Linked DNA regions of Mus musculus: all the other regions are linked to region 2. A link is a loop called in an ENCODE intact Hi-C map of the cell type or tissue named here. Cell type or tissue: left cerebral cortex. All regions are shown on one strand.

The links. Hi-C counts contacts between places; a loop is a spot of excess contacts. Peaks named below come from ENCODE experiments on the same cell type or tissue, not always from the same donor. Only the 100,000 strongest peaks of a DNase experiment are listed, where the experiment ranks them.
Region 1: a loop joins it to region 2, with 2.1 times the contacts of the local background. A loop is called at or near these places in 5 of 42 quality-filtered maps.
Region 3: it touches region 2 in a loop (2.8-fold over the local background); 2 of 42 quality-filtered maps call a loop at or near these places.

Annotation. Positions count from the first base shown.
Region 1 is chrX:135,793,034-135,801,033 of GRCm38, reverse strand. It overlaps Gprasp1 (G protein-coupled receptor associated sorting protein 1), which reads right to left. Exons shown (of 11, transcript NM_026081.5): 5 at 4,698-4,892; 6 at 3,997-4,085; 7 at 3,405-3,481; 8 at 3,170-3,246; 9 at 2,940-3,011; 10 at 2,561-2,643; 11 at 1-2,286. The coding sequence starts at 1,974. Among named protein-coding and RNA genes, the nearest start is that of Mir1970, 11 kb to the right of the region's middle. In left cerebral cortex, a CTCF peak has its summit at 3,696 (motif pointing right); DNase peaks (open chromatin) are centred at 3,711, 4,163, 4,866, 5,200 and 1 more place; H3K4me3 peaks cover 1,323 bases; H3K27ac peaks cover 1,086 bases.
Region 2 is chrX:135,737,964-135,745,963 of GRCm38, reverse strand. It overlaps Gprasp1 (G protein-coupled receptor associated sorting protein 1), which reads right to left and starts at 3,272. Exons shown (of 11, transcript NM_026081.5): 1 at 2,986-3,272; 2 at 1,389-1,465. Armcx5 (armadillo repeat containing, X-linked 5) reads right to left here and starts at 3,272. Exons shown (of 4, transcript NM_001009575.5): 1 at 2,986-3,272; 2 at 2,350-2,401; 3 at 1,389-1,465; 4 at 1-1,045. The coding sequence starts at 787. In left cerebral cortex, no CTCF peak of the experiment used is centred here; DNase peaks (open chromatin) are centred at 2,845 and 3,289; H3K4me3 peaks cover 2,266 bases; H3K27ac peaks cover 1,861 bases.
Region 3 is chrX:135,970,393-135,978,392 of GRCm38, reverse strand. Gm31214 (a long non-coding RNA gene) reads right to left here. Exons shown (of 9, transcript XR_003953080.1): 6 at 7,587-7,814. Among named protein-coding and RNA genes, the nearest start is that of Arxes2, 19 kb to the left of the region's middle. In left cerebral cortex, a CTCF peak has its summit at 3,046 (motif pointing right); DNase peaks (open chromatin) are centred at 3,584, 3,991, 4,389, 4,580 and 1 more place; H3K4me3 peaks cover 339 bases; H3K27ac peaks cover 277 bases.

The DNA of each region.
Region 1 (8,000 bases), 55 kb before region 2:
GTATCTGATACCAGCTGCATACTTCATATCGGTTTGTTCTCTGGCCCCAAACCAAGGGGATCTAATGGGTTCTTCCTCATCCTCAAGGCTAGACTTACTGTTAACTTCAGCCTCCACACTATTATCTACTTTAGCCCAGAACCAGGGCCCAATTATGGGCTCCTCCTCAGCTCCTGCCATGATATCTGAGCAAGGTTCAGACCCTAAATCCATGTTCGGCTGCTTTTCAGACCAAAACCAAGGCACAAAGATTGTTGCTTTTGTAGATGCCGACCTGGCCTGTTCTTCAACCTCAGCCTCTGTATTGACATCTCCAGCCCAGAACCAGGAATCAGTAACTTCTTTTTCTCCAGCCTTCGGCATCTTCTCACAATTGACTCCAACAGATCTAAGGCTGTTCTCACCAGTGCCCCAGAACCAAGATCCAAAAATAGACTCGTCATCAGCCTGTAAGTTGATCTCTTCATCATCTGCCCAGAACCAGGACCCAATAACGACCTCATCCTCCTTAGCTACTGGCATAGATTTAGAAGTAGCCTTTGGCCCACTTTCCATACTGCTCTTCTTTCCAGACCCTAAACAGAAACTACTAACTTGCTCCTCCTTAGCCCTGGGTCTGGATGTATGACAGGTCTCAGAGTCCACACTGGCTTCTTCTTCACTCCAGAACCAATCTCCAACAATGGGCTCCTCCTCTACAAAAGTGGTCTTGATGCTTATCCTATCTGCCATAGTGGACTCCTGGGTGTCCCAGAACCAAGCCCCAACGAGGACTTCCTCCTCTGGCCTGGCTTCTTGCTTGGTACTTGCTCTGGCCTTAGTTTTGACTTCTTCCTTTGGCACTGCTCTGGTTCTGGGCTCTTTCTTTGTCTTAGACTTTGAAAAAACATTAGCTTTCTCTTCAGGCAAGAACCAGGACTCTTTCTTATTTGTATCTATAGCTCCAGACATGGCATCACTGCAAGCTTCTCGCTTGGCCTGCTGCCTGGCCCTCATATTGACCCCTTTCCTGGCTCTGGGTTTGGATCTAGATTTAGCCTCTTCTCCAGACCAAAACAAAGATTTTGTAGGATTTTCACATTCAGACCCAGAAGTGGATTCAACACGGACTTCTTTCTTAGACCTAAACCAGGACCTACTATTGGGCTCTTCTTTGGGCTTAGACCAGACTTTGGTCTTGTCTTTGGGCCAGAACCAGGGAGTTTTACCAGACTCATCCTCAGAATCAGAACTGGAAATATTATAGAACTCTTGTTTGTTTTTGTGCCTAGGCATGGTATTTGCCTCTTGTTTGGCCATATGCCTGAACCTGTTATTGGCCTTCATGCTTTTCCTAGGACGAAATCTTGTACTGGCTTCATCTCTATTCCAAAAGGAGGGACTTCCTGAGGGTTTATCTGCCCATTTGAAATCGGAATTCTCATAGGCCTCTCCTTTGGGGACAGGCCTGGCACGGTACCAGGACCCCATATTGGTTCCCTCCTCTGAGCCATAGGAAGGCTGGAATCCAGCTGGAGAATTAGCCTTTTTGGGAATACTCTCAGTGTCCATATTAGCAAGTTCTCTATCTACAGGCAGGCACTTAGCTTGAGCAACCATCCCAGAATCATTACTGAGCAGTGGAGGGTCTGCAGCACTGATCTGACATTGCTTTCCCATCTTTGACATGGACTCGCCACGAAACTTATTTGGGGCCCACACTTGGGCATCATGCTTGGATCGAGCAATAGGGATTGCCTTAGGTTTACATTTGGCATATGCCCCACCTGGTGTACTGGTTTCACCTTTAGGTCTTGCTCCAGGGGTACCCTTAGGCTTCACTTTGGGCCTTGCTCCAGTCATGATTTGTGTCCTAACCTTGGGTCTGACCACCAATGGGGCTTCAGGCTCTACTTCAGCAGCATTAGCATTCTCATCCCCAGGCTTATTTTCAGCCTTTGCCTGGGCACCAGGCTCAACCTCTGCCCTAGTCATAGTACAAGTTCAATCAAGTCTACTGTATATGACTTAACAACAGTGAGCCTTCACTAGAGATCTGTTACAGGATAGCTCTGCACGACGATCTTAGATAAGTGAGGGTATGAGATTACAAAGAATTAGCCTGAAATGACAATTCAGCACTCAGTGAGGCTCCTACCCAAGCAGTCTCAGTCAATAACACAGATACACTGCAGAAGAGCTGAAATCAAGCTGGAGGACGATGGACAGGTCCTGGGTGAGTGCAGACCTGATGATTGCACTGGTCAGCAGCAACCTCAGCACCACCAAGCAGCCACGGCAGGCGACCTAGGAGAGAGAAGCACGGGGAAATCAGGCCTACGCAATTCTGTTGCCTCCTGGAGAAACTTACAAAGAGACGCTGGTGCGTAATGCTGAGGGGAAGAGCTCAGCCATGAGAAAATCCCTGTGTTCCTTTTGCCTGCTGGGAAACAGGTACAGAGTCCAGGAGAAAGTGCACACACTAGCAATGGACAGAGAGGGGATCCCCAAGTCTCACAGTAGTCACTCTGGGGTGATTGAGACTACCCCACCTAAAAGTGAACCCCTCTCCCATACCCACCTTCACAGATGTGGTGCAGGTCTCCCCTCTTCTCTGCGTTCAAGTGGTGTTAAAGACCAACAGCTGACTCACTGCAGGGAGTCCTACAAGTGCATAAAACAAAATGGAGTCTCAGTGCTTGGAAGATGGGCACAGATCCCTGAACCCAAACAAACAACAACAAAACCATGCCTGCTTCTGTCTAAAGTCTCTGTTCCCTGGTCTTCTCCTGCGGGTCATAGTCTAACTCACACCTACCTCAATATTCTTAATATCCCTAAAAGGAAATAAAGGATGCCACACCATTGAGCAAATTAAGGGGGCAGTGATCTGAATTTGGTTAGAATCTGAATTTGCCTCCTCAGTGGCTGGCTCCTGCACTGCCCTGAGTCTCACCAACCTCCAAGATCTGAGACAGTCGCCTTGAAGCCTTCTTCCCTTGCTTGAAGAACTGACCAGCCTTAAAGCAGGACTGTGGACAAAGACATGAAAATGTCTGACAATCAGGAAATGATGGCAGCAGCTTTGTGCAAATTAAGGGGACAATAAAGGCATCGGGCACCCTCTTGGGTTAGAGCAATCTGAATTTGCCTCCTCAGTGGCTGGGTCCTGCACTGCCCTGAGTCTCACCAATCTCCAGAGATCTGAGACAGTCGCCTTGAAGCCTTCTTCCCTTGCTTGAAGAACTGACCAGCCTTAAAGCAGGGCTGTGAACAGAGACATGAAAATGTATGACAATCAGGAAATGATGGCAGCAGCTTTGTGCAAATTAAGGGGACAGTAAAGGCATCGGGCACCCTCTTGGGTTAGAGCAATCTGAATTTGCCTCCTCAGTGGCTGGCTCCTGCACTGCCCTGAGTCTCACCAATCTCCAGAGATTTGAGACAGTCGCCTTGAAGCCTTCTTCCCTTGCTTGAAGAACTGACCAGCCTTAAAGCAGGGCTGTGGACAAAGATGAAAATGTATGGCACTTATATGATGGTAGCAGCTGATCATGTTATGAATGTCACCAAGGATATGAACCAGATCATGTGTCTTTCAGCATTTAGGGTCCTACTGCTGGAACATTCTAGATTTATTTAGCCTGGCTGTAGGGCTCCTGAGGTAACACCCACTTCCTGATGTCATCCTTTAGTCCCTTCTGCAATGTTGAAGATCCGCCACTAGGTGGCCATATTTCCCTTCCTTGCGCAGCAAAAAATGGGGGAAGGGCGCAGCACATTCTAGAAACCAGGTTCTGAAGTGGTCCTTGGATTTATGACTCCGTCATCATCCCCAAACCATCTTTTCAGACCCCAGATTTGGGAGGGAGGGGAAAGGCAGTGTGGAAGGTACCTACAAGGTTGTGAGAAATGAGATTAGGAGACACTAATGGATATCCCACCTGTTCTGGCCAGTCACCCCACCCTTTTTGCATCTCCACTCACTGTCTGGTGCCCATCCCCATTACTACACACCTCCAGAAATCCACGCCATTTTCCTGTTCCTCTTTTCTCAAGCTTCTGGTCTATAGATGCTCACCGTGGCTTGCCAGAATATGCCAGACCTACCATGCAGACAGGTCACTTTCCATCAATCAGAAGCCTGTGGGGAGTGACAGCACCCAGGATGCAGGGTACCAGGGCCCCTCTCAGGAACCAGTTCAGAACCTAATAGCTGAGGCGACTCACCACCCACCAGCTGAGCTGGCCCCAATGCTGGACACTTGCCCCACACCCACACCTGTGGGCTTTAGCCCCCACCCCCACTCCAGTATGGCCGGCCATTTCTCTTGCAGCCGCCTTCCTCGGACCTGTGGGCTCCCAGATGCCCCCCCCACCCCCGCATCGCCATTTCAACAGCAGCCGCCTACCCCATAACCCTTATAGGGCCCAGAGATTACGGAGGGCCGGGTATGGGCGCTCAGAAAGCCAACTGCCAGGCGGTCAGTAGGCTGTGCTAGTCTGCAGATCATCACACCCAGCAGCAGCTCCATTCAACCCTGGTGCCTGGGGCTCCGCAGGGGTTCCCGCCTCCTCCCCACCACGGTCTGGGGTCTCCGGGCACCGCGCACACTCCAGGGAGCAGCTGCGACCTCTTTGCCTCCACTGGACTGTCAGGGCCAGGCAGTTGTTTGCAGTGCGCGACCGCCCAGAGCCCTCGACACACCCCCACTTGCCTGGCCAGGCGCACGGCCCAGGTCCCTGGGCTCCCCCACGTCCGACTCCTATTCCTGGGTGTTCTCTGTCCTCGGCGGATCCTCTCACTGGTCTTTAACGCTTTGCGCGCGAGTGGAATGGCAGAGATGTGTCCTGTCCCCACGCCTCTGCACCAAACAGGCAGGGGCTGCGTAGACTGCGGCAAGCCAGCTCGCCTGGAGGGTGTCGGGAAGGGGGCGGAGGGATACTGCGCACGGGGCTCTACGCCCCCTCCCGAACCCACTGTAGTTCCGACTCGGAGTGGGCGGGGCCAGACAGCCCCACTCCTCTTGGAGGGGTGGGTTGCACCGGTTAGGCGTCTGCAGACCCCTGTTCACCCTAACCAGAGACCACCACCACTTTTTTTTTGGCGCCACAACAGTGTGTGGGATGGCTAAGATCTAGAGTCTATGAGGGTTTTGGGGAGGGGGGGACTATAGGGAGGAGAAGGTCTGCAGTTAGGGAGCAGGGGGGAGCAGCGGAGGGATACTGAGTGAGAACCTTGATACATCTGTATTTCAGAACGAGGCTGGACAGTGCCTGCCCCTCCCTGTACTCCCTCTTTGCTTCCCCCTCCTCTGCCTCCTCATATGACGCCAATGGAAGGGGAGGGGGACTGCTTGTACTGCAGCCTGAGAGGGGACAGGTGACCTAGCAACAGCCAGCCAGCCAGTAGGTTCCTGTTGATTCTCCCATGTTTTCTTTTACTGGTTCATGCAACCATGAAGGGAGGGCACTCCTGTCTCTATGGAATCCAAAGTGGGGCCTCCATTACATTCCCCACCATTGCCCCTCTTCCAAAAGGAAAACCAAACTACACCTTCTGGCCTAGTAAATCAACCACAGGTTTGGGCCAACAGTCAATTCTTTGTGCCACAGTGTGTGTGTGTGTGTGTGTGTGTGTGGTGGTTGGGGTGTGTGTGCCTGCGTTCCCCCATGTTTGTGCGTGTCCGTTTGTGTGTATGGTGGTGGTGGTGGTTGGTGTGTTGGTGTGTGTGTGTGTGTGTGTGTGTGTGTGTGTGTGTTGTGTGATTCTAAGTAGCAATACCTCTCTGGGGAAAAAAAGGGGAGTGTCATTAAGCACAAACTAAGGCTATTGCGCTTGCCCATTTAGAGATTTATTTAAGCACCTACCCAGTGTTTCACAGAATAACAACCCATGATACATAAAGATGTTATTTGGCCAAGGAAAACTGAGGTTTGAGGTAGAAGTGAGGTTGTTAATAGTGGAATTCTGTACAAAATTATCCTGGGTCAATCTAGCCGTTGTGACTGCAAAGGTACTTATTAGGTATGCCAGGCTGAGGCATTAAGAGTTTGCATCTCAGGAAAGCAGCACTGGTCAAACCAAACGAAACCATAGTGGACACTGTTGGCCTCAAAGATGGAAAGAATCCAGGACCCATGGAATGCAGGAAGTCTGAAGAAACTATGCAGAAGAAAGTTTCTTCCTTAGTAAGCCCCGAAGTTAAGGATCTGTTTGATTTAGGGTAGTAAGACCTTTTTTGCATCCAGTGCTGTGATATGATATGCTAGTCTCATTTTAAGCCACTACATTTATAGCAATTGTGATAGCAGGAAGTGTATGTATACGTATACACACACACACACACACACACACACACACACACCATCTTTATTCATAATGTTCACTCCTTCTAAGTGTCTTTTCTGTACGTCAATGTCCAGGACAGGCCACTTTGTATCTCAGTTTTCACCAGCATTAACACCAATCTTCTGTTTCACAGTATAACTAAAATAACACCAATATAAAATTTGCTCATATTTGTGGAGGTTTAATGTCCCTTTTTGTTGCTGTGGTGCTGCTAAGCATTCAACTTAGGCCCTTGAGTATGTTCAAGAAGCAATCTACCAGCCAGCTATATTCACAATACTGTTTAAAGATGGTACTGGGAAATTGCTCTCATCAAATTCCCCAGCTGACCTGAGGTTTACCATGCAGCCCAAGGCGTCCTCAACCTTATAATTCTGTTTTAGATCTCAGAGGGGCTGGCGATGTATATATAAGCAACAGAGCCCCAACTACCAATATCTTTTCACCAATTTACTTGCTGATAGGAGTGGTTTTAGCAATAGTTGAAATATCTGTTGGATAATCTCTTGTCAATTCATTTACAAAATAAAGCCAATAAGTGGCTAACAATTATTGATTGAAAAGGCCCTATGGGAAGGTTTTTAATGTGTTTTATTAGTCTGTATTGATATATTGGTTAAATATCATCTTGAAATTAGATCAAATACTATGTAGAAGATGTTGACCTATATTATGATCGCAAGACATGATTTTCTTCCTCCAAAACTGCATTCTGGTCCAGCATAAGGGAACAAAGTATTGTTCGACTATTCAGTATCTCCTCTTGTGTCTACGTAACACTGACTTGTTCCTGAAATATAACTTTCAGAATCAAATCCCAAGCATCAACCCTGGGATAAAGAGGCAGCCATGAGTACTTGGGAGTGTCTTCCACACCTTTCCCCTCCCCATGTCACGTCACCTCTCACGTGTGCTCATGAACTCGCACAGTAGCATATGCCTATTGCTATTATGGCTCACAACATCTCCTCTTGCACCTCTCATGAATCTGCTTTTGTAGATTTAGGCTAACGTGCCTCTCTACTGACCTCCATGTTCCTCAGGTAAACAAACGTTCTTCAGCAAACTCTCTTCTAGAATAGGTTGATCCAAATTCTGTGTGTTCTTACAATGCATTGCTTTTCTTCCCATGTGCTTCAGGAACTTCCTGCTACCGTTTGAATTATGCCTATCCCGCAAGGGTCTCTGTATTCCCTTTCTGTTTCTTTTGATAGGTGGCCACCAAGGTGAGAAGTTTTGTTCTGCTATGTGTGTGCTGTGCTGTGTATGTGCTACATTCACTTGGTTGTGAACTAAAACCTCCAAAACTGTGAGCCAAAAGAAAACGCTTCTCTTTATAAGTTGACTACCTTGACTACTTTCTTATAGTGATGAAAAGCTAATATGTGGTACACAGGAAACTGAACCTCCCTAGTCAGGACCAAGTTTCTTGAAGTAACTGGTGAAACAGGCCCAAGAAATATCTACTTCTAGTGGAGGAAAAGAATTGCTGTTTCTACTACTTGAGACAGGGTCCATTTACAGAATTTGAAGAAGCCACATATAAGAATATTTGCAGGTTATGTCAAGCTATATGCTTCAGCAACCAGGTGTGGTGGTGCACACCCTGGAATCCTAGAGCCTGAGACAGAGGCAGTAGGATCACCACACATTTAGTGTTTAAGGTTAG
Region 2 (8,000 bases):
CGAATGTATCTGGGGGTTCAGGTTCTTCTTCAACCTTTGGTGGGGGCTGATAAACTTGAAGAGGATTTTCTTCTTTAGGCCAGAACCAGGACCCTACACTAGGCTCTTCTCCAGTCCAAAACCAGGAACACACATAATCTTCATCCTCATCAGTGGTGTTGATGACAATACTAGCTTTGTCCCCAGCCCTGGATTTGACACAGACCTCTTTAGCTTTGTCCCCAGCCCTGGATTTGACACAGACCTCTTTAGCTTTGTCTCCAGCACTGGATTTGACACAGACCTCTTTAGCTTTGTCCCCAGCCCTGGATTTGACACAGACCTCTTTCTTTATCTCAGGCTTCTGCTTAATACTGCGCTTATCAGTAGCCTTGGCAGCGCCCTTGAGAGATGCCTCAATTCCAGTGTCAATCTTGACTTCAGACTTGGTTACAGTAATGACCACAGATGTAGGCAGAGCATCTGACTTGGTGTGAGGCACTAAAGCAGGCCCTGCCGGGAGTTCTGTCTTAGCCTGAGCCATGACTCTAGCATTAGTCTTATCTTTCTTTTTTTTTACTTTCCAGGTCACAGTCTTGGGCTCAGTGGAAATGGCTGGCTGTGTCCTGGCCACTGCTTCATCCCTAGCCTCAGCCTGGTTCCCCCATTCTTCTTTTGGTTCTGCCTTAACGGCTTTAGTGGTCTGATTCTTGGCTTTTCCTTTAGCATTGGCAGGGCTATTGGTTCCAGGTTTTGAGGAAGCCCCAGACTCTTCTCTAGCTTTCCTTTTAGTTTTAGAGCCAATCATGGTTCGAGAGAAAGGCAAAGCTTAATATAAATATGCCCCTGTCTCAGCCTTGCCCGAAAGTCAGCCCCAAGTAGGTGTTTTCATATAAAGTCCAGTAGTCATTCAGCCCCTTTCCAACTACAGTTTCTGCCAATCATATAGACAGCATGTTGAGGAAGCTCACTCAAGATAAAGGATAGCTGTGCTGGGGCGCAGGCCTGTGGAGGGTGGTGGTCTTCAGCCACTCCAAGGCCATCAGATCTGTCACTGAAGTTGGACCTAGGGGTGGAGGAAGGAAATGGGGCTTTAAGTCTCTTCCAATTTGCTTTCTTCTCATGCTGATAAGCACAGAGACATAGTTAAGTATGGAAATTCAGTGCTCTATGGGGAAGAAGGAGACAAGGAGCCAACTCCTCCTTTCAGTTCACCCACTGTCTATACCTTCATGTGCTACCAATTTGTCTTTGCAGACACCAATAAGGGCAGAAAGAATAGGAAAGCTGGATGGACACGAGAGGCTGCAAAATTCCGAGGCTATCTGCTGACCTAGGCTGGAGCCAACCAAATCTTTACTGTTCCATACTATAGGTCTTACTCGAGGAGTCCCCACGTTCATACTAACCTGCGCTCTTGCCAAGGGATTGTTTCCTCCTTTCTCTGTTTCCACTGGCGACAAGCCCTGCAGCAGATCTGGCAAACCTATAGATAGATAAAGAGGACAGAGAAACTCAGCTCTTGGGATACAGACCTTGGTTCCTGGCCCTTATTCTTGCCTTCTCAGAGAAGCTTGTCTAGCTTTTCCCTTCCTGGTCTTCCTCTCCTTCCATTAACCAGCTTCAAAGCTGTTCCTCCTCCTCTTCCTCCTCCTCCCTTGGGGCCCTCCATTGTCTTCTTGAGTGACTGTTTCGGTAATCCCTTAGTTGAAAAATCGGTTGATAATGAAGTGTTAGAGCAGGACAGGAAAGAGGGGATTAAAGGAAGATGTTCCCATCCTGCATCTATCTCTAGAGTTAGACCAAGACTCCTAAGTGAATCCACAGACCAGCTAGAGGTCATCGAGAAACTGACAAAACAGAAGGGTGTGACATTCTAGTCTCAGTGATCCTTGTCTGTCTTCACACTAATCCTCGAATCTGGACAATTGCCTTCTCATTATCTCCTAGCTTCACATTCAGTTATTTTACAAACATTCACAACAGCCAAGTTATACAACCCTCCGGATGTGTCTATCAATGGAAATCCACAAACATGAGAACAGCACTACTGAGTATAATTTAGGAAACAGTAATTACGGAATAAATGCTTGCTGGATACAGATACTTGTTTGGTAAAGAATTCTCTGATTCCCTTTCTTTTTGTCATCCCCCCATGACACCCCCAAATCTCCACGTTCCTCTGCTATATTCTTAAAGCCTGATCATTTCCATGAAGGGACAACTAAATCATCTCTGCACAGTTGGTCGTACTGGTAGCAGTAGGGATGAAACGCCTGACAATAACAGGAAGCTGGGGAAATAATGAAAAGTATCATTTTCAATTTTCTTACACATTCTTATGATTATCCCCCACCCACCCACACAAACCTATCACATTCTGCAACATAGTTGGGGTAACGCGGAGGGCATTTCTGGAAGGCTGGAAAAGAGGAGATGTAGAAATTATTCTAGAACCCTACCTAGTCTTGCAGCTTTCTCCCACAGTACAGAAATCAGGTCAGTTTTGTTTATCTTCTCCCCTCCCCTTTTGATCTGCCGCCCTGAAACGTGGAGAAATGCAAACTTGGCACAAAATCTATCCACACAAATGAATGTGTGATAGCCCCAAATCAAATGAAATCGCACTGAGTAAGATATGGTTAATTAATGGTCAGATAAGAATGTGCAATCTTCGAATACACCCAACACAAGATTTAATGTTCCCACATCTATAACCCCTTTGTGTATCTCCTTCCTGATTCTCAAGGCTCCTCAGACAACTGCGTTCATCAGTGGTGGTAGTCCTTTCTCTGACAAGTACGCCATCTCCCCAGTAGATGATGCCATTGCATCCATCTCCCTTCCCAAACGTGATGAAGCGAGTTTCTGGAAACGTAGATAGCTTTTTCTCATCCTCCCTAGTCTGTCTTCCCAACACTCGCCCCCTAAAATCAGGTCACCAATCCCGCACCAATCATGGAACCCGCAACCACAACCCCAAGCAATGCCCTCCTTCTTACTGACCTGTTCTGCTTGAATCCAAGGCAGTTTTCTTAGGTGCGTTCTCTCCGGCGGCGCCTTCCCACACAGAAAGGAGGCAGGCAAACGCCGTCGGCAGTCCGCCGCAGGGAGCAGAGGCAATGGCGGCGACTGTAATTTAGGGGCTTGCCGGGAGCTTGGGATGTAGGACAAGATGAAGGGCCATGACTAGCAAATTACTGTCACCTTTCGGTACCCACTCCTCTCTCCGGTCCCTCACGAAGCGACTACATAGCTACCTACATCCGCCGGGACGCACTAGGCGCGGCTACGTCATTACGGAGGCCCGCAGAGGGAGGAGCTAGAGTTATTTAAGGAGTTCCGGCTTAGGGAAGCGGAGTGATACTACTGTGGCGCACACTGCGACACTTAGGTTCTGATCCCGAACTAGGGAAAACCGCGCCAAGCACCCGCAAGCAGGCGATTACCAAATGTCGGTTTTAGCTTCCTTCTTAGACATGTCTTTCCATTTCGAAATGCATGCGGTTTTCACGCTGTGGCGTCAGAAGAAAAAGCGGCCGCCTTACCGGGCGGAAGGATAGCAAAGAATTCTAGTGTTTTTACACGTTCCTCACTAAACCCACCGCCCACTGAAGTGAGCTGGTTAGGTAGGGGAGGGGCTCAAGGTAGAAACGATGCTGGGGGTGGGGCGGTTCTCAACGCTGAAATTACAAATAAAAATTCTCATTTATTCCAACAAATTCTAAACTGTTCCTTCTACAAGCAAAATCCGCCAGTGATGCACCTGTAAGGGCTTGTTTGCATAAAATTCTTGCTGCAGCGGCAGAACCTATGGAAAACTGCTCTGCTGCCAGACCGTTTTTGTTTTGTTTTGTTTTGTTTTTCAATCTCCCTTTTTATGTTTCCTGTTGCCACCCCTTGAAATCTTTTGCTCTTATTGTCCGGCATGTTTCTTGTTTTGAAATAGTTTTAGATAACATGAAGTAAGGATAGAGGAAAAACAGGGAGAAAAAGAACTGTGCAGACGAGTTCTACTCCAGGATGACCTCACTACCATAAGGTGCAGTGGCTTGGATTTAATCTAGGCACTGGGAAAACAAGAATCTTCTTACTGACAAGACATAATACCAAAGTATCTTTGTACCCGTGGACCAACACCAGTCCCTGCTCTGTGGATTTCTCCGGGCTTGTTCCCTCACGTTTCTTGCCCCCTAAATCTCTGACTATATAAGTCCTTGCATCTTGAATGCTGGGCCTCATGTTTGTATTATCTATTTGAACATAAATTTAATTAAAATAAGCCTTAGAATCAGAAAGTGTTTCTAACATGTATACCACTTAGAAATGTCCCAGCCCATCAGTCCTGTATGCCTCAACTCTAAGCTGAGCTATGACATTAGTAGATTATGATGAGAGACATTTTTCCTGTTTCAGGGATGTTTGTAATTTTGAAATTGCCTTAATAAAAGTGCATGGTTTCCCCTCAGTCCCAGTCTACATTATCAGAAAACCTGATAATGTCATGAGGCAGGAGGTTAACTTTTGGAAGGAATAACCAGCCTATAAGGAACAATACTAGGTGGTGATGGTCAGTCCAGACAGACCATCTTCATGACCCAGGACACAAGATGAAAATAGTTTTGGTGGGAGGCTCAATAAAACATAATTGTAAAAAATAGGTGGTAGTGGTCCCTCCAGATGGGCCAGCCCAGGGCCCTAAAAACAGTTAAAGAGAGAGAGATAGAGAGAGGGAGAGAGAAGAGAAGAGAAGAGAAGAGGAGAGAAGGAAAGAAAAGAGAAAAAGGAAGGAAGAAAGAAAGGAAGGAAGGAAGGAAGGAAGAAAGAAAGAAAGAAAGAAAGAAAGAAAGAAAGAGGGACATCTGGGTTCTTTCCAGCTTCTGGCTATTATAAATAAGGCTGGTATTAACTTAGGCAAATGGATGGACTGGAGGGCATCATCCTGAGTAAGGTAACCTAATCACAAAAGAACACACATGATATGCACTCATTGATAAGTGGATATTAGCCCAGAAACTTAGACTATCCAAGATACAATTTGCAAAACACAAGAAAATCAAGAAGAAAGAAGACCAACATGTGGATACTTTATTCCTCCTTAGAATAGGGAACAAAATACCCATGGAAGGAGTTACAGAGACAAGTTCCAAAGCTGAGACGGAAGGAAAGACCATCCAGAGACTGCCCCACCCAGGGATCCATCCCATAAACAACCACCAAACCCAGACACTATTGCATATGCCAGAAAGATTTTGCTGAAAGGACCCTGATATAGCTGTCTCTTGTGAGACTATGATGGGGCCTAGCAAATACAGAAGTGGATGCTCAGAGTCAGCTATTGGATGGAACACAGGGACCCCAATGAATGAGCTAGAAAAAGTACCCAAGGAGCTAAAGGGGTCTGCAACCCTATAGGTGGAACAACAATATGAACTAACCAGTACCCCCCAGAGCTTGTGTCTCTAGTTGGATATGTAGCAGAGGATGGCCTAGCCGGCCATCAATGGGAGGAGAGGCCCTTGGTCTTGCGAAGATCATATGCCCCAGTACAGTACCAGGAATAGTACCAGGAAGCAGGAGTGGGTGGGTAGGGGAGCAGGGTGGGGGGAAGATATAGGGGACTTTTGGGATAGCATTTGAAATGTAAATGAAGAAAATATCTAATAGAAAGAAAGAAAGAAAGAAAGAAAGAAAGAAAGAAAGAAAGAAAGAAAGAAAGAAAGAAAGAGAAAACAGGAAGTAGTGGTCAACTCTGGATAAATCCACTCAAACCATTTTCCAGTTTCAGGGTCTTTTTGGCTACTGGCGCATCGACAGAATGCCATTATCATTTCCCCTAGTAAGCCTTTTAACTTTAATGTATCTTTAAACCCTTAAACATATGCTGCATCTTCAATAGTGTTTGGTGCCAGTTGTTTTCTTGACAAATCCTGATGGGGATATGGGGGGAAAAAAAAGCTTATCCACCCACTGTTGGTGGAAGTGTAAACTGGTAGAACTGGTGAAACCACTATGGAAATCAGCATGGGGGTTTCTTAAAAAGTAAAAATTAGAAGCACTGTGTGACTCACTTATACCATTCCCAAGAACATTCCAAAAGAGCTCCATAATCCACCACAGAGATACTTGCATATCCATGTCCATTGTGGCTGTATTCAGAATAGCTGAGAAATGGAATCAGACCAGATTATATGTCCATGAGTATATAAATGGATAATGAATACACACACACACACACACACACACACACACACACACACACACACACCTTAGTACCAAACATCAGGTACCTTACTATGAGTTGTTGATCAAAGAAGCCTCAGTGGTTTCCAATACACCCAATTTCTATTGCTCTTGGTTATTTCCAGATCAACAACAACAACAACAACAACAACAACAAAATAGGTTCCCATGGCTAAACACATTTCAAACTTTGATATTTTGGTCGCAGATTCCAAAGAAATCAAGCTGACAGCTAGCTGGAAGGGTCCCTACTGCCTGGTTACCTTTCATAGTGCCAAAATAGGATGCTATTTGGGCTACTGGAGAAAGAAAAGCTATGAATGGTCCTAGGAAGCTGTGAACTCTGTGAACTACTTTGTTGGCATGTCAGAAAATATTTACTTAGTGTTGCAATATCAGAATGACAGCTACTTGGAAAGTGAACTGCTTTAATTGTATTTGAAACTAATTTCCCAGGAGGGAAGCCATGCCAAGTACTGGAATACTGGTCAGTACTCCATAGTTAACAAAGTCATGGGTGCAAGGGAGGAAGCTTCTTCTTCTTTTTTTTTTTTTTTTTTTTTTGGTTTTTGAGACAGGGTTTCTCTGTATAGCCCTGGCTGACCTGGAACTCACTCTTTTTTTTTTTAAGATTTATTTATTATATGTAAATACACTGTTGCTGTCTTCAGACACTCCTTACAGAAGATTGTGAGCCACCATGTGGTTGCTGGGATTTGAACTCTGGACCTTCGGAAGAGCAGTCGGGTGCTCTTACCCACTGAGCCATCTCACCAGCCCCATGGGAGGAAGCTTCTATTTCTACTGAGGAAGTTGTCTTGCTAAGTAAACACAATCACACTGATTTATGGGTATGTGTGGATTTGGTTTTGGTTTTGGTTTTAGATAAGTGTCTCACTGTGTAGATCTGGATGGTCTGAAAGTTGATATGTAGACCAGACCTGGCTACAAACTCAGAGCTGGACCTGCCTCTGTAGTGCTTGGAGTAAAGGAATAAACTACCACCTCTTCTCTAAACATTTACATTTATACCCATATGTTAGTGCTTCTCTCATCCTTGTTTAGCCTGGCAATGGTAGCAAACATCTTTAATCCCAGCATCTTGGGAGGCAGGGGCAGGTGGATCTCTGTGAGTTTGAGGCCAGGCTGGTCTACAGAGCAAGTCCAGGACAGCTAAGGCTGTTTGTTACACAGAGAAAGAAAGAAGGGATAGAAGGAGGGAGGGTGGGAGGAAGGAAGGAAGGAAGGAAGGAAGGAAGGAAGGAAGGAAGGGAAAGGAAAGGAAAGGAAAGGAAAGAAAAGAAAAGAAAAGAAAAGAAAAGAAAAGAAAAGAAAAGAAAAGAAAAGAAAAGAAAAGGAAAGAAAAGAAAAGATGAAGAGGCAGCTCTGTTTGCAGTGGGTGACAACATGGAGAGTGGTCAAAGAGCTGAAAATAACTGACAGTTGACCACTCATCTCTAAAGGAATATCTGTATTTCCCTTTCAAGGTTCCAAAGGAACATTGCAAAAATGCTATCAGAAAGAAAATAAGGCTGGTTTTTGAGATAAACTCTTTGAAACACCATCTTCTGTCTTCTGTATGTGGCATGGCTATTTCACCTATGAAGTCATAGCAGCTGTGGTTTCAGACCACTCCATTATAAATAGGCAGAGGCGTTTGGAGTAGCATAGCTGTCTGAGGAACTAACGGTGGTTAATTAGATGCAGTGGGAGAAGGAGTCATTACATTTGGTATTGTAGCCATTACCAACATGCTCATAGTATGGTTAATATCCTCC
Region 3 (8,000 bases), 230 kb before region 2:
CAACACCTACAAGAGAAACCAATGAAGCTCCACCAGCAAGTGCACTGTCAGTCCCGAAAGAGTCTCGGCCACTTGCGCAAGCATGGCTTCGAAGTTAAGCATCTGCCTGCTCTCCTCACTCCAGGTTTTGTTGCAGTCTCCACATTTCACTGCTCTGTATTTTGCCTTATGCTATAGAATAAGCATAAGAACCTGCTCCTCGAGGGTCAATAGTAAAACTAAGGCAACAAGAAAGCAGAGCAGTTAAGAGAAGGGACCATGGCTCTTAACCCTTCTCCAGCCTCTACAGGTAACCTGTCCCAGAGCTTAGCTCTGCCTCAATGTTGACATTTTTAAATTTTATATTATGATTTATTACTATAATTGTAAATATTATGAATTATTGTATAATTCATCCAAATTAATATGAAATAATTAATGATAAATATATTTCATATATCATATGATATAAAATATATAATTCATAAAGAAATCATAGAATTATCTATTCATACAGTATATAATAATATAAGAATAATATATTCTGAATTTCAACACCTACCACAAACTCTATGTTAATGTTTTTTGTCATGGGTACACTGTTTCCTTCTGTGGAGTCAGGAAACATGTGCATATGTAGGTAAGTATATTTGTATATACACATATGTATATATACATATATGCACATGCCTTCACAGTGTTACAATTTCAATTATATGTATATACATATATACATATGCATATACACATATGCACTGCACATATACACCAATGTACATATATACACAAACTTATATACATATATGCTTATATACATATATGCACATTTGGTGGATGGAGCAGAGCCCCAATAGCCACACTTTATTTTTTCTCTCAGCCTTTTTATAGCTTCTAAGACAAGTTCTTTATAAAATTGCAGATAAAATGTTATTTTTAAAAAGGGAGTTACAAGCCGGGCATAGTGGTGCACACCTTTAATCCCAGCACTTGGGAGGCAGAGGCAGGTGGATTTCTGAGTTCGAGGCCAGCCTGGTCTACAAAGTGAGTTCCAGGACAGCCAGAGCTATACAGAGAAACCCTGTCTCGAAAAAAAAAAACGAAAAATAAAATAAAATAAAGTGCTAGATGCTTTTTTCAACAACATGGTCTTAGGTAGTGGCCTAGTTTGCTTAGTCCTTTCAGACCCCTGATCATGCTCCATTAATCTCTGCATTCAAACGAAACTATGGCTCAGGTAACATTATGGTTTGAACAGTGGTACAACCTCCCAAATACTCATTTGTTGAAGCTTTTTCTTCAGTCTTCAGGGAGTGAGGCTTTAGAAAAATGTTGGGATCATCAATGTTCTGCCCTAATCAATGGGCTATTGCACGAGTCAATTCCTATCTGGTGCTCTTACTAGGAGGTGGTAGACACTCAAAACTAGGGCTGTGTTAAAAGCCTCTCTCTCTCTCTCTGTCTCTCTCTCTCTCTCTCTCTCTGTCTCTCTCTCTTTCTCTCTCTCTCTGCTTTGAGGCTGCCATGAAGTAAGTAGCGCTCCTTAACTATTCCACCATGATATAATGTCTCATGGTAGGCCTAAAAGAGCTATCTTAGTTCAGTTTGCTTTACATGGCTTGCTGAGCCTCCTTCTTTCCTTCCTTCCTTCCTTCCTTCCTTCCTTCCTTCCTTCCTTCCTTCCTTCTTTCCTTCCTTCCTCCCTCCCTCCCTCCCTCCCTCCCTCCCTCCCTCCCTCTCCCCCTCTCTCTTTATTTATTTATTTATTTATTCACCTTACCTCTGGATTGCAGAGCCTCTTTTGTCCTCTCCTCCTAATCCCACCCTCACAAATCTCTCCTCCCCTTATTACCCTTTTCCCTTCTCCTCAGAGAAGGGGAAGACCCACTTGGGTATAACCCTGCTCTGGGACATCAATTCTCAGCAAGATTAAACACATCCTCTCCCACCGAGACCCAATCAGCAGTCCAGCTAGGGGAAGAGATCTAATGGCAAACAAAATTATTAGAGACAGCCCCTGCTCCAATTGTTAGGGGATTTACATGAAGACCAAGCCTGTTTCCTTATAGAACCCAGGACCACCTGACCCGGGTCCCACCCACCATGGGCTGGGCCTTACAGAATCAATCACTATTTAAGAAAATGACCTACAGAATTGATTGAAGTCTGATATTACAGGATCATTTTCTTGATTGATGCTCCCTCCTCTTTGATATCTCTAACTTGATGTTAAGTTGACATATAACTATGCAGCTCAGTAATATTATTCAGAATGTCTTGCATTAATATGTAGCACAGATTTCATGGGTTTTAAAATAAAATCTTGAGAAAGTATTACAAAGATATATAAAGAAATATAACTTCATATATAATGATAAAGATATTAAGCTACAGGTTTTAATGAAAAAACACTAAGACAGCTAAAATTTTCAAAAGAAATATAAAGTTTGTATTTTTCTCCCCCTTAAAGCAATGATCTGGTTAATGTGAACTGAGTATTGGCGCAATGGGTTTTAGTATATTTTAAATTGTATTATTACTTATTCTAATATTCTTTAATGCCTTCCTGGATAAAACGTAGTTGGATTTTTATATCATCTTGTGTTTAACAGTGTCTTTAAACACTCAGATAAATTTTATTACAAGAGTGCAGGTAAACTTATTAGCATTCATATAATAAAATAAATATGTAAAATCTTATTGAACATTTCATAATGTTATTTTATAAAAGCAATTACATGCAGATACGGTCATAATAAAGGTAAAGGAGGATTGAAAATATCACACGTGACCAGGATTTGGTTTTTTGTTCATATACATAGCCACCAATCTACTTAGCAGACTTTTAGCATAAAAATAAGCTGTAATATCGTCCATCTCATATAAAGTTTTCACTTTATGATAATAGCAATGCTTAACTTTCTGTCTGATGACTCCCAATACTTCTACCGGAAATCGTTCCTTTTCCAAGCAATCTTCCAGAATGTTCTGAAAGGTAGTTGGACTGCAGCAGCTCCTCTAGCCTCTCCTTCTCAGTGGTGTTCAAACTGTAGTTCAGGATTCCGTCACGAGGTGGCACCAAAGCACCCCGTTATTAAATGTCTGCAAAGAAGCTTCTACAATGTGCAGAAAAATATGACGTCGTTCTTAAAACCAGTTTATAAAGAGAATGATTCCAATTCTTTTAGAGGACATAAAAATTATATTATGTGCATGAGAAACTGTAACAGAGAACCTTGGAAGAATGGTGGGAAGATTTCGTGGAAACCTGCATAGAGTAAGCTAATAGAGGGTGGAGGTCTGTTCCGGAAGAGGACCCCTGCACAGTGTGGTCCCCACAGAACGAGTAAGAGATAAGTCAGGGAGTACCCGCGAGGCTTGTGGTCATCAACAAATGAAATGGCTTTCCTATACAAATGAGGTTTTCCGGAAGATCTAGAAACACAATTGCCTCATTTGTTATTCTGTGCAAAAAGATACTCCTCCTTAAAAGGAAAAGAAGCCCCTTTACCCTTTCACTGTCTTCATTCTGGTGTCATGACCTATAAAGCCCACCCACACACAGATGTACGATCCCCTCCTAAGAGCAAACGTGGGGTGCCTGTGTCTGATTCTGAATTACTTTGCTCCATATAACAATTTGCAGATCCATTCATCTTCCGGAAATTTCACGGAGGGGGGGGGGATATCGAGGGTAATAGAATGCACGTCGGATGAACACGACCAAGGCACTATCCTATGGGGAGGCAGGACACAAGCGCAGGTGAGCTTCGTGAGAAGATGAGCAAAGGAGCCTTTTCTTTGTCTTTTAAGGAGGAGTATCTTTTTGCACGAAGTAACAAATGAGACAAAACAATTAATTTACTGTGTTGCTATGCTGGGACCAGCGTGGCCTTGGTGGGAACAGGATGACATAGTTCCCGCCCCTGGGACAGGGCCAGCAGGTGTGGGCCCCTATGAATATCGATGGTTGCCATGGGCATAAGGCTTGTTTGTATAATAATGTACATAAGTTCGCGTTCCTTCAAGGAATGCCCGCCGTTAGTGCTAATGACTCCATGATCAGCGGAGACAACCCCAGTCTGGGTGGCGAAGGTGTGGCTCATGTTTCAGCAAAATGGTAAACGCTGGGACCTTCAGGGCTGCCCCTTAAGGATGTGTTAAAGAATTCTAAAAACACAAGTTCAAAAATATATCATTTCTCAACTGTGTAAAAATAGAAGGATGCACTATGAATTGTATAAGGCGCTTCACAGATCTAAAGGCACAAAGAGCTAGCTTGTCATAAGATACAAAGAGGCAGCTACAAATGCAGGCAGATTCTTGAGTTCAAGGTCAGCCTGGGACAGAGCAAAGTTAGGCCCAGGAGTGGTAGAAACGGTAGTTTCCTGCCAGATCCTACCCAGAGATCTATTCAACTGTGTTTAACTTTGGCAGGCAGATCTCTGGATTCTTTTACAATGTTAAAAAAAAAAGTGTGTGCTTGTGGTCTCCCAAAGAATTAAGGGGCTGGGGTCACAGGTTGCTGATTCATCTGCTAATGAAAAGGAAACCTGGAGTAAATGACTGGATTGATATGTAAAATAAAAGCCTGGGCTTTTGATCTGTAAGAGAGGCGCTAATTAGAACAGCTTGGAGAACTGTAAAACACAGAGATGGGTATGGAGCTCTCCAGAGAAAGCAGAGCCAAGAGAAAAAAAGCAGAACCTAGAACAGTCTGGAAAGCTGCCTTGAACACAACATAGGTTGCCAGCTCTGACCCACAATTTGACTTGGAGTCCTGTTTCACTGCTCCCAGACACCCCTTCCCCCCACCCCCAACCGCACTCTAAGCCAAGGCTAGTCCTTGACATTTCCAGGTCTTTTGGAAAACTTCATTTGTATATTAAAGCTCACAGGTACTCATGGATTTATTATCTCTTACTCTCTCAGTATCAACAAAACCATATGTGATCATGTGCTAGATTAAAATAATACACAAACCAAGAAATAGAAGAGGGGGAAAAGAAAGATGGAGGTGGATGCTGCCTGGGCAAGCGAGTACGGAACCTGCCGGGAAGGACAGTGGAGCAGACATTCCTGGATTTTCTGGGATTACAGGAAACCACTTTTGTGCTATCAGTGTTTGGACATGTAAGGCTGAGATTGATCCCTGCCTCCCACCCAGCTAAGATAAATGTTCAACAGTAAGTGTCCAGGGTGTCTAGGTGGAGGAAGAGGAAGGAATAGCTCCCTTCAAATCCTGCCAGTTACCTGAAGAAGTGTGTGGGTAGAAGCTGACTTACCTTCTGTGCAAATCTCTGAATTCTGCAATGTTAAAAGAAAATGGGTGCACGCTGCCTCAGTCTCTGTGAGTTTATATCAGCTTTGTTCACTTCATTTACAGGGCCTTGTTCTCCTGCTCTCCTCCATCACCTTTGGTTCCCACACTCCTTCTGCCTCTTCCTCTGTGGGGTTCCCTGAGCTCTGAAGGGAGGGATTTGATGGAGACACCCCACTTAGGACTGAATATTCCAAGGTCTCTCTCTTTCTGCATTATTTTTTGGCCGATTCTCTACTTGTTCTCATCCTAAAAACAGGTTTTTTGTTTTTTCTAAGTTTTAGATCTAAGGCAGATATCATGAAAATAATTTAATTTCTCGGTTTCTTATGTAAGGAAAAACACTAATGAAGCAAAAAACTCAAGACTTTTAGAGGCAGAATTTCTTCTTGTGTATTTGAACATCTTGCAATATCTATTCAATGATAGTCCTTTGAACAATCAAATTCCACACAAGTTTCATGTTGCTAGGAAGACAGATGTGACTTTGAACTTGTTATATCTAGTGGGGAAACCCCCACCCAACTCCTGATTCAGCGTGCACCCAAAAAATCACGAAGGACCATCTCTTGATGTAATTACATGAGGACGTTTAATGACGGACGGAGCTCTGGACTGACATGCATCCCACACAGGAGATAACAGATGTCGGCCACGAGGCTTGAAAGCTAGGGGTTTTTATGGGGTAAGGGGCTTAGGGGTGTGGAATTTAGCATAGCGACACACTATTGGCTTATTCAAACATTAACAGAAAGGGCATCAGGACTTTGTTCCTGTGGGCTGGGGGCTTATCTTTGTTCACATAGCAACCAGTTGATGTATGACTTTACCCGGCACCAAGGGGCAAGAGACAGAGGGGAGGTTCCGGCCAGATGGTGTTGACTCAGATAATATAGCCCTGCTGGTCCTTGCATACCTTTTTATCTTTACAGTCAAGATGTTCTTAGGAATGCCTTAACAACAGCCCTGCCCTGGCATGCCTGGGGGCTGTTCTGCTTTGTTCTTAGTCCCAGGCCGAGGCCATGGGCTCCTAAACTCACAAGTTCAATATTTTATCTTCCTTCAAACTCACTTGGTGAGCTGCAGGACAGGTCATATTTAGGAAACAAAGGTATAGTATTTGTACAGCATCGGCTCTTGAACATCTAGTTACATTTCTATATTTATAGGAGTATGTTGGGCACAAGTACAAATTCAGAAGTACCCAGACCATAACTCCAGCTCTCTGCTCCCTCCCTAGAAGACAAAGCTTTGCTTGTTCCCAGCATTTCTTTGGACACTAATTTTTCATTCCTTTATCAGATATTTTTTTCTTGCTATTTCTCCTATTCTTCCTTCTTTCGTTCCCTTCCATTCTTAACTCTCTTCCTCCTTCAAAGATTCCAAAGAGATGCTTCCACATTGTCTGTTTTCATTCTTTTTTTAAGCCCTGACTCTTGAACTTTATCCTATTGCAATTGGTTTCTGCCCATATCAATGGAATGCACATCTTCTCGAAGGAAGCCAGCTACTCTTTAAATCACGAAGTTCACCTGATTTATACAAATATATTAGCATACTACATTTTATCTCTAATGACTCTCCAAAACAGGCATGTCATGCAGCCTATTTATTTTTTCCTTTTTATTTACTCTTACATTACTTAGAATCACATTAATTATTTATTCATACATTACATCCCTACTGAAGCCTCCCCTCTCTCCACTCTTCCCAGTCTCTTCCCTCACCTCTCCTCTTCCCCAAATCTATTCCTCCTCTGCTTCCCTTCAGAGAAGAGCAGGCATCCCAGGGATATCAACCAAAATGGCATAATAAGTTATAATAAGACTAGGCACAAGTCCTCATATCAAGGCTGGAAAAGGCGGCCCAGTAGAAGGAAAGGGGACCCAAGAAGTAGCAGCCTGCTTCTTCAACAGCAGATCTTTGACAGTGTCCCAGGCTCAGAAGTATAATATAATGGATACTAATCCAAGCTGTTTCACTCCCTGACTGAGCAGCCTTGAACAAAGACATCACTTTCTCTGTCTCAGTTTTTCACTCATAAATGAAGATTCGCCACATTTTCTGCTTTGTGAACATACAGTAATAACTAAATGACTGGACACCTTTTATTTATGAAGTACTTTTCAATGTGCTGGAGAGATGCTTTCGTGGTTAAGAACACCTACCTGTTCTTCCAGAGTACCTGGGTTCAATTCTCTCTCTCTCTCTCTCTTTTTCTTTTTCTTTTTCTTTCTTTTTTTTTCGAGACAGGGTTTCTCTGTGTAGCCCTGGCTGTCCTGGAACTCACTTTGTAGACCAGGCTGGCCTCGAACTCAGAAATCCGCCTGCCTCTGCCTCCCGAGTGCTGGGATTAAAGGCGTGCGCCACCACGGCTGGCCTGGGTTCAATTCTCAGCTTCCAGTGGTGGCCTCAAAATACTGTGTCACAGCAGTTCCAGATGAGCTGGCTCCTCTTCTGGCTCAGTAGGCACTGCATACACATGGAACACACAAAGACATGTAGGGAAAACGCCTACCTATAAAACAAAATGAAAATGAATCTTTGAAAAGTACTTTCCACATAGCAAATTTTAGCCATTTTAATGTCATTTTTCTCCTGATTGGTCATTTGTAACCTTACTAGCCCTATGGCATGAACTGGTGCTTGCACTCAATGGACTTTGAGGTATGCTACTAAGGGCACTGTAGGTTACAAAAGTTAA